Linked DNA regions of Homo sapiens: region 1 is linked to region 2. Evidence: read pairs that join two places in POLR2A ChIA-PET (ENCODE). Cell type or tissue: MCF 10A. All regions are shown on one strand. Each heading gives the region's core, and the rest is flanking DNA. Links, peaks and the distances in the headings are about the cores only.

Region 1 (5,368 bases), core at 193-5,192, 120 kb after region 2:
CCAAATTGCTGGGATTATAGGCGTGAGCCACTGCACCGGGCCTACAACCAGCTAACTTTTTATATTTTTTGTAGAGATGGAGTTTCACCCTGTTGCCCAGGCTGGTCTTGAACTCGTGGACTCAAACTGTTCACCTGCCTCCGCCTCTCAGAGTGTTGGGATTACAGGCTGGAGCCACTATGCCCAGCCCCCTTTTAGGGCCTTCAGGAGACTGAGATGTCGGGGGCAGGGGCTGGGGAGGAACAGCCCCTCAGGGCCGTGTGGCAGGGTCCACTTGGTCATGAGGTATCCCAGCGTGGTATAAGGGATGGGTGGACTCTGGGTCAGCTCCTCACCTGCCAGCTGTGTGACTGGGTGAGTCGCTTTGCCTTTCTGGGCTGTTTCCTCATCTGCGAAATGGTGGTGATGACAGTGCCTACCACACGGGGTTGCTGCGAGAGCCGTGCCCGTGTGGTACCCGACGTGGCCCTGGGATCCCAGAGGCTGTTGGCTTTGGTGATCTGAGCTGTAGGGTCTCAGCTCTGGGGGCCTTGCAGATCACCTGGTCCACTCAGGTTGAGAGGGGAAGGGACTTTCTCGGGGTCACACAGCCAGTGACCTTCCCAGTGCCTGGCTCAGTGCTTCGCTTCCCCTTACACCTGATGGCAGAACCCCAGGGCTCAGGGACACTCATGGATGTCATTTGGGGGAAGTGGCTCAGTTTACTCAGCTTCACTGGCTTGTTCTAGTGTGCTCTGTGGGAGAGCAAAGAGGAGAGCATCAATCCCAGTGGCCCCAAGGGACTGGATTTAAAGGTGCCATAGAGCCATTTGGTCAGTGTAGGCCTTTCAGATAGATTCTGAGTTGGGGTTATTATTTGTCTGTTTGTCTAAATCAAGCTAGAACTTGACATCACTTAATAAGACCAGGGAAGTTGACTGAAGGAAGCAAGAGAAGGAAGGAGCACAAATACATTATGCTCAAGATTAATTTTACTCTGAGCTTCCTAGTAGCCAAAGTGAAAAAGGATATGTGCTTAGACCCACAGCTCTTTTTGGTCCTGGCTCTTCAGAGGAAATGGAGCTTTTTCTCATGGTACTGAGCATAGAAGCCCAGGTAATGCTCAGTGACAGGTGTCATGAGGCTGGTCTTTATAGCTTCTCCTAGTGGGCACCAAAATGGATGATGAAGCTTTCTGGATGAGGGTGGTGGGGAGAGGGTGCTCCTGGCAGAGGGGGCAGCGTGAGCAGAGGCCTGGTAGTGTGGACAAGCCGGTGTGTTTGGGGAAAGGCAGGCTCCTGCACTGACCCCGCGGGTCCTGTCGTTTCAGTTGGGCCATATGGTGCTCTTCCCAGTCTGGTTCCTGTACAGTCTGCTCATGAAGCTGTTCCAGCGCTCCACGCCAGCCATCACCCTCGAGAGCCCGGACATCAAGTACCCGCTGCGGCTCATCGACCGGGAGGTGAGTGCCGGCCGCCGCCGCTGCCTCGTCAGCATCACAGCATTGCCCAGCACCTACTCTGTGCTCAGGGCATGGTCCTGCTCTGAAGTAGATACTGTTGTCCACCCATTTTACAGATGGAGAAAGCAAGGTGATGTCTCTTGCTAAGGCCACCAGGAAGTAGCAGAGGAATTTAAACCCTGGTCTCTCTGTCCACAGAGCCCCTTCTCTGAACCACACTCACTGCCTCATGCAAGGTCAGAATGGAAGGAACCCCTCAGAACTTTTAGGTTCAATCCCCCATTTATGGGGTAGGAATGCAGGGGGTGAGAGATTTGAAGATAAGGTCTCCTCCCTCCTCCCCCTCCCCCAGAGTCATTCCCCACAGCCTGGTACTACTGGACCTGGACACCTTTCACATCTGTGCAGATTCCCTGGGTGCTCTGAGCTGTGTGGGCTTCCTCTGCCCTGTTTGATTCTTACTTTCTTTCATTAGTGAGTTCATACTTTTTTTTTTTTGAGACAGAGTCTTGCCCTGTGTCCCAGGCTGGAGTGCAGTGGTGCGATCTCCGCTCACTGCAACCTCTGCCTCCCCAGGCTCAAGTGATTCTCCTACCTCAGCCCCCTGAGTAGCTGCGATTACAGGCGTGAGCCACCGCGCCCAGCCTAATTTTTGTATTTTTTGTAGAGGTGGGGTTTCGTCCTGTTGCCCAGGCTGGTCTCAAACTCCTGGGCTCTAGTGATCCCCGCACCTCCACCTCCCAAAGTGTTGGGATTACAGGCATGAGCCGTGGTGCCCGGCCTGACTCCTTTTTTTCAAAGCTCTGATTATGATTTAAAACCATCCTCTCCCTCTTTTGCCTTGCCCCCAGTAAAGGCTGCTTCCATCGGTCACTTGCCCTCTTCAGAGCCCCTCCCTTGCTCTATTTCTGGCCACCCCCAGCAGGCACAGGAGGGGTGTGGCAGGGAAAACTGAGTCACAGCAGAGAACATCATCTGCCAGGGCCCAAGTCTCCACCCTGGGCTTGTGCCTGGTGCCTCTGACTCAGGCTTCACAGGAATCTCAGGCTTCCATGGCACGGAGCTGGCCGTTTCCTGTAACTGTTGGGGCAAGTGTCTGTAATTGTCCCAGGAGCTCACAGAGAAGTTGACAACCAGAGAGAAGCAAAAAAATACAAAATGAAAAGTAAATTATTGGCCAGGCACGGTGGCTCATGCCTGTAATCCCAGCACTTTGGGAGGCCGAGGCCGGTGGATCACCTGAGGTCAGGAGTTCAAGACCAGCCTGGCCGACATGGTGAAACCCCATCTCTACTAACAATACGAAAATTAGGCCAGGCGTGGTGGCTCACACCTGTAATCTCAGCACTTTGGGAGGCCGAGGAGGGCAGATCATGAGGTCAGGAGATCGAGACCATCCTGGCTAACACGGTGAAACTCTGTCTCTACTAAAAATACAAAAAATTGGCCGGGCGTGGCTGGGCTCACACCTGTAATCCCAGCACTTTGGGAGGCTGAGACAGGCGGATCACAAGGTCAGGAGATTGAGACCATCCCGGTAACACGGTGAAACCCTATCTCTACTAAAAATACAAAAAATTAGCCAGGCGTGGTGGCAGGCACCTGTAGTCCCAGCCGCTGGCGAGGCTGAGGCAGGAGAATGACGTGAACCTGGGAGGCGGAGCTTGCAGTGAGCCGAGATTGCGCCACTGCACTCCAGCCTGGGTGACAGCAAGACTCCGTCTCAAAAAAAAAAAAAAAAAATTAGCTGGGCGTGGTGGCAGGCACCTGTAGTCCCAGCTACTCCAGAGGCTGAAGCAGGAGAATGGCGTGAACCTGGGAGGTGGAGCTTGCAGTGAGCCGAGATCGTGTCACTGCACTCCAGCCTGGGCTACAGAGCAAGACGCTGTCTCAATCAATCAATCAATCAATCAATATGAAAATTAGCCGGGCGTGGTGGCAGATGCCTGTAATCCCAGCTACTCCAGAGGCTGAAGCAGGAGAATGGCGTGAACCTGGGAGGTGGAGCTTGCAGTGAGCCGAGATCGTGCCACTGCACTCCAGCCTGGGCTACAGAGCAAGACGCTGTCTCAATCAATCAATCAATCAATCAATATGAAAATTAGCCGGGCGTGGTGGCAGATGCCTGTAATCCCAGCTACTTGAGAGGCTGAGGCAGGAGAATCGCTTGAACCTGGGAGGCAGAGGTTGCAGTGAGCCAAGATCACACCATTGCACTCCAGCCTGGGTGACAAGAGCGAAACTCTGTTTCAAAAAAATAAAAAATAAAAAGCAAAAAAAAGTAAATCACCACCTCCCAGATGAGACCACACTTAACCTTGCGATATGATTTTTTGTTTGTTTGTTTGTTTTTGAGATGGAGTTTTGCTCTCGTTGCCCAGGCTATAGTGCAATGGTGTGATCTCGGCTCACTGCAACCTCTGCCTCCCAGGTTCAAGCGGTTCTCCTGCCTCAGCTTCCCAAGTAGCTAGGATTACAGGTGCCCACCACCACGCCCTGCTAATTTTTTTTTTTTTTGTATTTTTAGTAGAGTCAGGGTTTCAACATGTTGGCCAGGCTGGTCTCGAACTCCTGACCTCAGGTGATCCACCCGACTTGGCCTCTCAAAGTGCTCGAATTACAGGCGTGAGCCACCGTGCCTGGCCCTGTGATATGTTTTATACTTATGTAAGCAGGCACACATGTTTTTTTCTTACCCAAATGAAATAATAACATTTTGAAACCTGTTTTTTAACGGTATTTTCCCTTGTTATTGTTATTGGTGGGTTGTTTTGTTTTTGTTTGTGTTTTTTTAGAACAAGGTCTCGCTCTGTCACCCAGGCTGCTTTCTGCAACCTCAAACTCCTGGGCACAAGCCTTCTGAGTAGCTGGGACCATGTGCATGCACCACTATGCCTGGCTCTGTTACTGTCGTTCCTTTTTGTTGTTGTTGAGATGGACTTTCGCTCTTGTTGCCCAGGCTGGAGTGCAATGGCACAATCTCGACTCACCGCAACCTCCACTTCCCAGGTTCAAGTGATTCTTCTGCCTCAGCCTCCCAGGTAGCTGGGATTATAGGCATGCGACACCATGCCCAGCTAATTTTGTATTTTTAGTAGAGATGGGGTTTCTCCATGTTGGTCAGGCTGGTCTCGAACTTCGACCTCAGGTGATCCGCCCGCCTCGACCTCCCAAAGTGCTGGGATTACGGGCATGAGCCACCACGTCTGACCCTACTGTTTCTTAATTCCAGAAATAATGTATGATTTATATGTGCTCACAGCAAAAACTCTGTAAGGTATGACCTCCACCCCTGCCCCATTGCCGCATCCCAGGGCCCCGTGCAGAGGGCCCAGGTCACAGCTCAGCGTGAGCCTGCCAGACCCTATGTGGGTATCACGTTCATACACGGGTGTGTGGAGGTGCGGGTGTGTGCACACTCAGTTTCTTTTTTTGATAACCTGGTTTTGTAGCCAGCCATACAACATGGATCCTTTTAGTATTTCATCATAGGGATGTTACACAAGGGAGCATGTGGCAGATGTCCTAGGATTGCAGCTTTGCCCCCTCATTGTGCCCATGGTGGCTTTGCGGGGTCCGCAGCGGGCCTGCTCTGGGTGCTCTGTGCTTTGCCCCACCCTGCTGCCCTACTAGAGGTTGGCCAGCACCATAATTGTTCATCTCTTGTCCTCATTTCTATTCTTTTTTTTGAGACAGAGTTTCACTCTTGTTGCCCAGGCTGGAGTGCAATGGTGCGATCTCAGCTCACTGCAACCTTGCCTCCCAGGTTCAAGTGATTCTCCTGCCTCAGCCTCCTGAGTAGCTGGGATTACAGGCATGCGCCACCACGCCTGGCTAACATTGTAGTTTTAGTAGAGACGGGATTTCTCCATGTTGTTCAGACTGGTCTCGAACTTCCGACCTCAGATGATTCGCCCACCTCGGCCT
Region 2 (5,368 bases), core at 313-5,312:
AGTAGCTGTGACTATAGACAAGCATCATCACACCCGGGTTTTTAGATTTTTTTTGTAGAGACAGGGTCTCATTATGTTGCCCAGGCTGGTCTCAATCTCCTGGCCTCAAGTGATCCTCCCACCTCCCAAAGTGTTGGAATTACAGGTGTGAGCCCGGCTTAGCCCCATGTTCTTAACAATCCTTACATCCTCAGGGGCTGAGCGTGAGCCCCAGGACTGCGCCAGCCAGCTCACCTCAGATGCGGTGTTTGCATCTGATTTGCCGGTTAAAGTCTCCATGTGTTAAATTTGCATTTCCCTTGTTATTACGATATTAGGTTTTATTCCCAATACTCAGAGCTAGAATACATGGCTCAAAGTGATTCACGGAGGCATGCAGGAGTCATGTGATCCCACCACGTGGAACGATCTTGTAAACATAAACAAGGGGCAGGGGAGCCATGCAAATGCAGAGAGGGTCCCCTGCCAGCTAATCCGCAGGTGCAACTGGAAAGAGTAAGCAGGCAGGACAGCCAGGAGCCTGACTGGACAGGCGGGACAGCAGGGACTGACTGGCTCCCACCTAACCCCAGCTCCTGGCAGTGGCTGTGATGCTGCTGTGAGTGCAGAAGAGGCCAGGAGCTCTTTTTTTTTTTTTCCTTTTGAGACAGAGTCTCGCTCTGTCGCCCAGGCTGGAGTACAATGGTGCGATCTCGGCTCACTGCAACCTCTGCCTCCTGGGTTTAAGTGATTCTCCTGCCTCAGCCTCCTGAGTAGCTGGGATTACAGGCATGTGCCACCACGCCCGGGTAATTTTTGTATTTTTAGTAGAGACGGGGTTTCACCATGTTGGTTAGGCTGGTCTCGAACTCCTGACCTCATAATCAGCCTGCGTTGGCCTCCCAAAATGCTGGGATTACAGGCGTGAGACGCTGTGCCCGGCCAGGAGCTCTTTTTCGAAGTGGGCGCTTTGTCTTCTCTAAATTCATAGGGGTTTTTTTTTTCCAGAACAAGCAAAAAATAATTATTTGCAGCAGAAAACGGATTAATTTTTACACTAAAGGCAGAGATGTCCAAATTATAGAGACACCATTCAATGTCCCCTTCCCTCTGGCAAGAAAAGAGAAACAGGTCACACTGTGCTGAGAAGGCAGGAAAACCTGCTTGTTGTGACTGAATTATGTCCCTCCAGATCCACTGGCTGAAACCCTAACTCCCAGTACCTCAGAATGGGACCGTATTTGGAGAGAGGGTAAAGGGGTATTTAAGTTCAAATAAGGTCATATGGGTGAGTATTTAAGTTTTTTAAAAAAGGCCATACTATCCTTATGAGAAGAGATTAGGCTGGGCGTGGTGGCTTACTCCTGTAGTCCCAGCACTTTGGGAGGCCAAGGCAGGCATATCACTTGAGCCCTGGAGTTCGAGACCAGCCTGGGCAACATGGCAAGACCTCATCTCTACAAAAAAATATGAAAATTAGGGCTGGGTGCTGTGGCTCACACCTGTAATACCAGCACTTTGGGAGGCCAAGGCGGGTAGATCACCTGAGGTCAAGAGTTCGAGACCAGCTTAGCCAACATGGTGAAACCCTGTCTCTACTAAAAATACAAAAATTAGCCGGGCGTGGTGGCAGGTGCCTGTAGTCCCAGCTAGTTGGGAGGCTGAGGCACGAGAATTGCTTGAACCGGGGAGGCAGAGGTTGCAGTGAGCTAAGATTGCACCACTGCACTCCAGCCTGGGCACCAGAGTGAGACTCCATCTCAAAAAAGGAAAAAAAAATTAACTGGGCACTGTGGCATGTGCCTGTGGTCCCTGCTACTAGGGGAGCTAAGGCGGGAGGGGCTTGAGCCTGGAAGGTCAACGCTGCAGTGAGTCAAGATTGCACCACTGCACTCCAGCCTGGGTGACAGAGCGAGAACCTGTCCCCCCAAGAAAAGAAGAAGAAGGGATGAGGACATAAACACACACAGAGGGAAGGCAGCACAAAGACTCGGGAATGAGAAGGTGGCCATCTCCAAGTCAAGGACAGAGGCCTCAAAAGACACCAACCCCACTGACACCCTGATCTTAGACTTCTGGCCTCTAGAGTTGTGAGAAAATAAATTTCTATTATCACAGTGGTGCACACCTGTAGTCCCAGCTACTCAGGAGACTGAGGCAGGAGGATCGCTTGAGCCCAGGAGTTTGAGGCTGTAGGGCTCTGTGATTGCATTTATGAATATCCCCACCGCCCTCCTGCCTGGCAAAACAGTAAGACTCTGTCTCTTTAAAAGATAAATAAATAAATAAATATTAAAGTAAACTGTTGTTTAATCTACCCAGTCTGTGGTATTTTGTTACGTCAGCCTAAGCTGACTCATACAGTGCCCCAGAGTTCATCTCAGATATTATGTTCAGAAAGTATGATGTTCTATTAGCAAATTTTTTTTTTTTTTGAGAGGAGTTTTGCTCTTGTTGCCCAGGCTGGAGTGCAATGGTGTGACCTTGGCTCACCACAACCTCCGCCTCCCAGGTTCAAGTAATTCTCTTGCCTCAGCCTCCCGAGTAGCTGGGATTACAGGCATGCACCACCACGCCCAGCTAATTTTTGTGTTTTATAGTAGAGACGGGGTTTCTCCGTGTTGGTCAGGCTGGTCTCGAACTCCCGACCTCAGGTGATCCACCCCGCCTCGGCCTCCCAAAGTGCTGAGATCACAGGCGTGAGCCACCGTGCCCGGCAGCAAATTTTTTTTTTTGAGACAGGTCTTGCTATGTTGCCCAGGCCGGTCTCGAACTCCTGGGCTCAAGCAATCCTCCTGCTTCAGCTTCCCAAAGTGCTGGGATTTGCCACGTGCAGTGGCTCACGCCTGTAATCACAGCACTTTGGGAGGTTGAGGCGAGTGGATCACCTGAGGTCAGGAGTTCGAGACCAGCCTGGTTAACATAGTGAAACCCCGCCTCTACTAAAAATACAAAAAAAAATTAGCTGGCCATGGTGGTGGGGCAGGCGCCTGTATTCCTATCTACTTGCAAGGCTGAGGCAGAGGGATCGCTTGAACCCGGGAGGCGGAGGTTAAGATCGCACCACTGCACTCCAGCCTGGGCAACAGCACAAGACTCTATCGCAAAAAAAGAAAAAAAAAAAAAAAGAAAGAAAGTCATCAGTCCAAAGTGCTGGGATTACAGCTATGAGCCACAGTGCCCAGCCCAATGACTAGCAATATTTTGACATTTTGACAAAGCTACCAATGTCTTGGCTCTCAGCCCCTATGCAGAGCAGGAGTGAGGGAGGAATGTTTGATGACTTTGTTCTGCTTATCACTGAGCACCCAAGCTCAGGGAAGGGCTGTGCGTGCGTGTGTGTGTGCGCGTGTGTGTGTTTATCCATGGCCCTGCAAATCAGGAGCCCAGGCTATGTGGCCCCTCCAGCATGAGTGCTGCTTCTCGATTTGACCAGGCTGAGGATCAAGTCAATGATTTTTTTTTTTTTGAGACAGAGTTTTGCTCTTGTCACCCAGGCTGGAGTGAGATCTCCAATGGTGAGATCTTGGCTCCTAGGTTCAAGTGATTCTCCTGCCTCAGCCTCCCGAGTAGCTGGGATTACAGGTGCCCACGCCTGGCTAATTTTTGCATTTTTCGTTTTTTTTAGTTTTTTGTTGTTCTTGTTGTTTGTTTTGAGACAGAGTCTTGCTCTGTCATCAGGTTGCGGTGCAGTGGCACGATCTTGGCTCACTGCAACCTCCGACTCCCCAGTTCAAGCGATTCTCCCGCCTCAGCCTCCCAAGTAGCTGGGATTACAGGCACACACCACCACACTCAGCTAATTTTTTTGTAATTTTAGTAGAGACAAGGTTTCACCATGTTGGCCAGGATGCTCTCGATCTCCTGACCGCGTGATACGCCCGCCTCGGCCTCCCAGAGTGCTGGGATTACAGGCGTGAGCCACCTCACCTGGCCAATAATGTATTTTTAGCTACATCTAAATGCTTTGCCAGAGAAAGAACCTTCTCCAAAGCCAAATGTCACCAGAGAGAGGCTTAAAACTCAGCTAGCCAGGCACACGCCCGGGTCAAGAGGGTGACGTGCTGCTGGTGCGTCGCCAGGACCACACCATGGGCAGCCTCCTGAGGAAACATCACCAGCTTCTGAGGCCAGCTTTTACCCGAACACCCAGAAGGGTCCCGTCTTAGCCCATCTGGGCAGGTGTGACAAATACCCCAGGACCAGGAGGCTTCTAAACAACAGACACTTCATTCTCAAAGTCCTAGAGGCCGGAAAGTCCAAAAGTCAAGGCACTGGCAGATTCTGTGTCCCGTTCAGAATTAGTCATTCTATTTATATATTTATTTTTAGGCCAGGCACGGTGGCTCACGCCTGTAATCCCAGCACTTTGGGAGGCCAAGGTGGGCAGATCGCTTGAGCCCGGGAGTTCAAGACCAGCCTGAGTAACATAGTAAGACCTCATCTCCACAAAAAATCAAAAAAATTAGCCAGGCATGGTGGCATGTGCCTGTAGTCCCAGCTACTTGGAAGGCTGAGGCAGGAAGATCACCTGAGCCTGGGAGGTTGAGGCTGCAGTGAGCCATGATTGCAACACTGCACTCTAGCCAGGGCAACAGAGGGAGACCCTGTCTCAAAAAAAATGTAAAGAAAGGCCAGGCGCGGTGGCTCATGCCTGCAATCCCAGCGCTTTGGGTGGCCAAGGTGGGTGGATCACTTGAGGTCAGGATTTCGAGACCAGTCTGGTCAACATGGTGAAACCTTGTCTCTACTAAAAATACAAAAAATTAGCTGGGCACGGTGCCATGTGCCTGTAATCCTAGCTGCTGGGGAGGCTGAGGCAGGAGAATCACTTGAACCCGGGAAGCAGAGGTTGCAGTGAGCTGAGATCGCACCACTGCACTCCAGTCTGTGAGACAGAATGAGATCCCGTCTTTAAAAAAAAAAAAAATGTAAAGAAAAAAAAAACCTGAAAAATCCCCTTCAGTCCAGAACCCCCGAGCCATGCGTCATGGGGCTGTGGCTGATTTTTAATCTGCTGGTCTTGTGCGTTTGCAGAGGGACTTTGCCAGAACTGGAGTAATTTGGTTAAGGCCGAAGCTCAGTGGACACAGACAGCTTGTCCTGGGTCCTGGGAGGGTGACAGGAGGAGGCTGCAGGTTCCCAGAACCACAGCCCTCACAGCTGGAGGGGGATTGGGAGAGACCCCCTCCCTGCACAGCCCCCAGTAACCAGTGTGTCACCCCAAGCCTGGGAGGGAAGGATGATTACTCTTCCTAGTTTACAGACGAGGAAACTGAGGCTCTGAACAGCCCACAGTCTCACAAAGAATGAGCAGCTGAAAGATGCTAACCAGGCCTGTTGGAGTCCACAGCCTCGTCTGCCTCTCGGGACAGGTGCTGCCACTGAA

The links. Peaks named below come from ENCODE experiments on the same cell type or tissue, not always from the same donor. Only the 100,000 strongest peaks of a DNase experiment are listed, where the experiment ranks them.
Region 1: POLR2A ChIA-PET joins it to region 2 with 14 read pairs; 6 of 35 experiments call an interaction of 5 or more read pairs at or near these places.

What each region holds. Positions count from the first base shown.
Region 1 is chr22:42,632,788-42,638,155 of GRCh38, reverse strand. CYB5R3 (cytochrome b5 reductase 3) reads left to right here. Exons shown (of 9, transcript NM_000398.7): 2 at 1,310-1,441. Among named protein-coding and RNA genes, the nearest start is that of ATP5MGL, 5.1 kb to the left of the region's middle. RefSeq lists enhancers at 868-1,403, 1,404-1,941. In MCF 10A, for the core only: no CTCF peak of the experiment used is centred there; DNase peaks (open chromatin) are centred at 365 and 2,435.
Region 2 is chr22:42,752,745-42,758,112 of GRCh38, reverse strand. No RefSeq gene overlaps it. Among named protein-coding and RNA genes, the nearest start is that of A4GALT, 35 kb to the right of the region's middle. In MCF 10A, for the core only: no CTCF peak of the experiment used is centred there; DNase peaks (open chromatin) are centred at 2,322 and 3,202.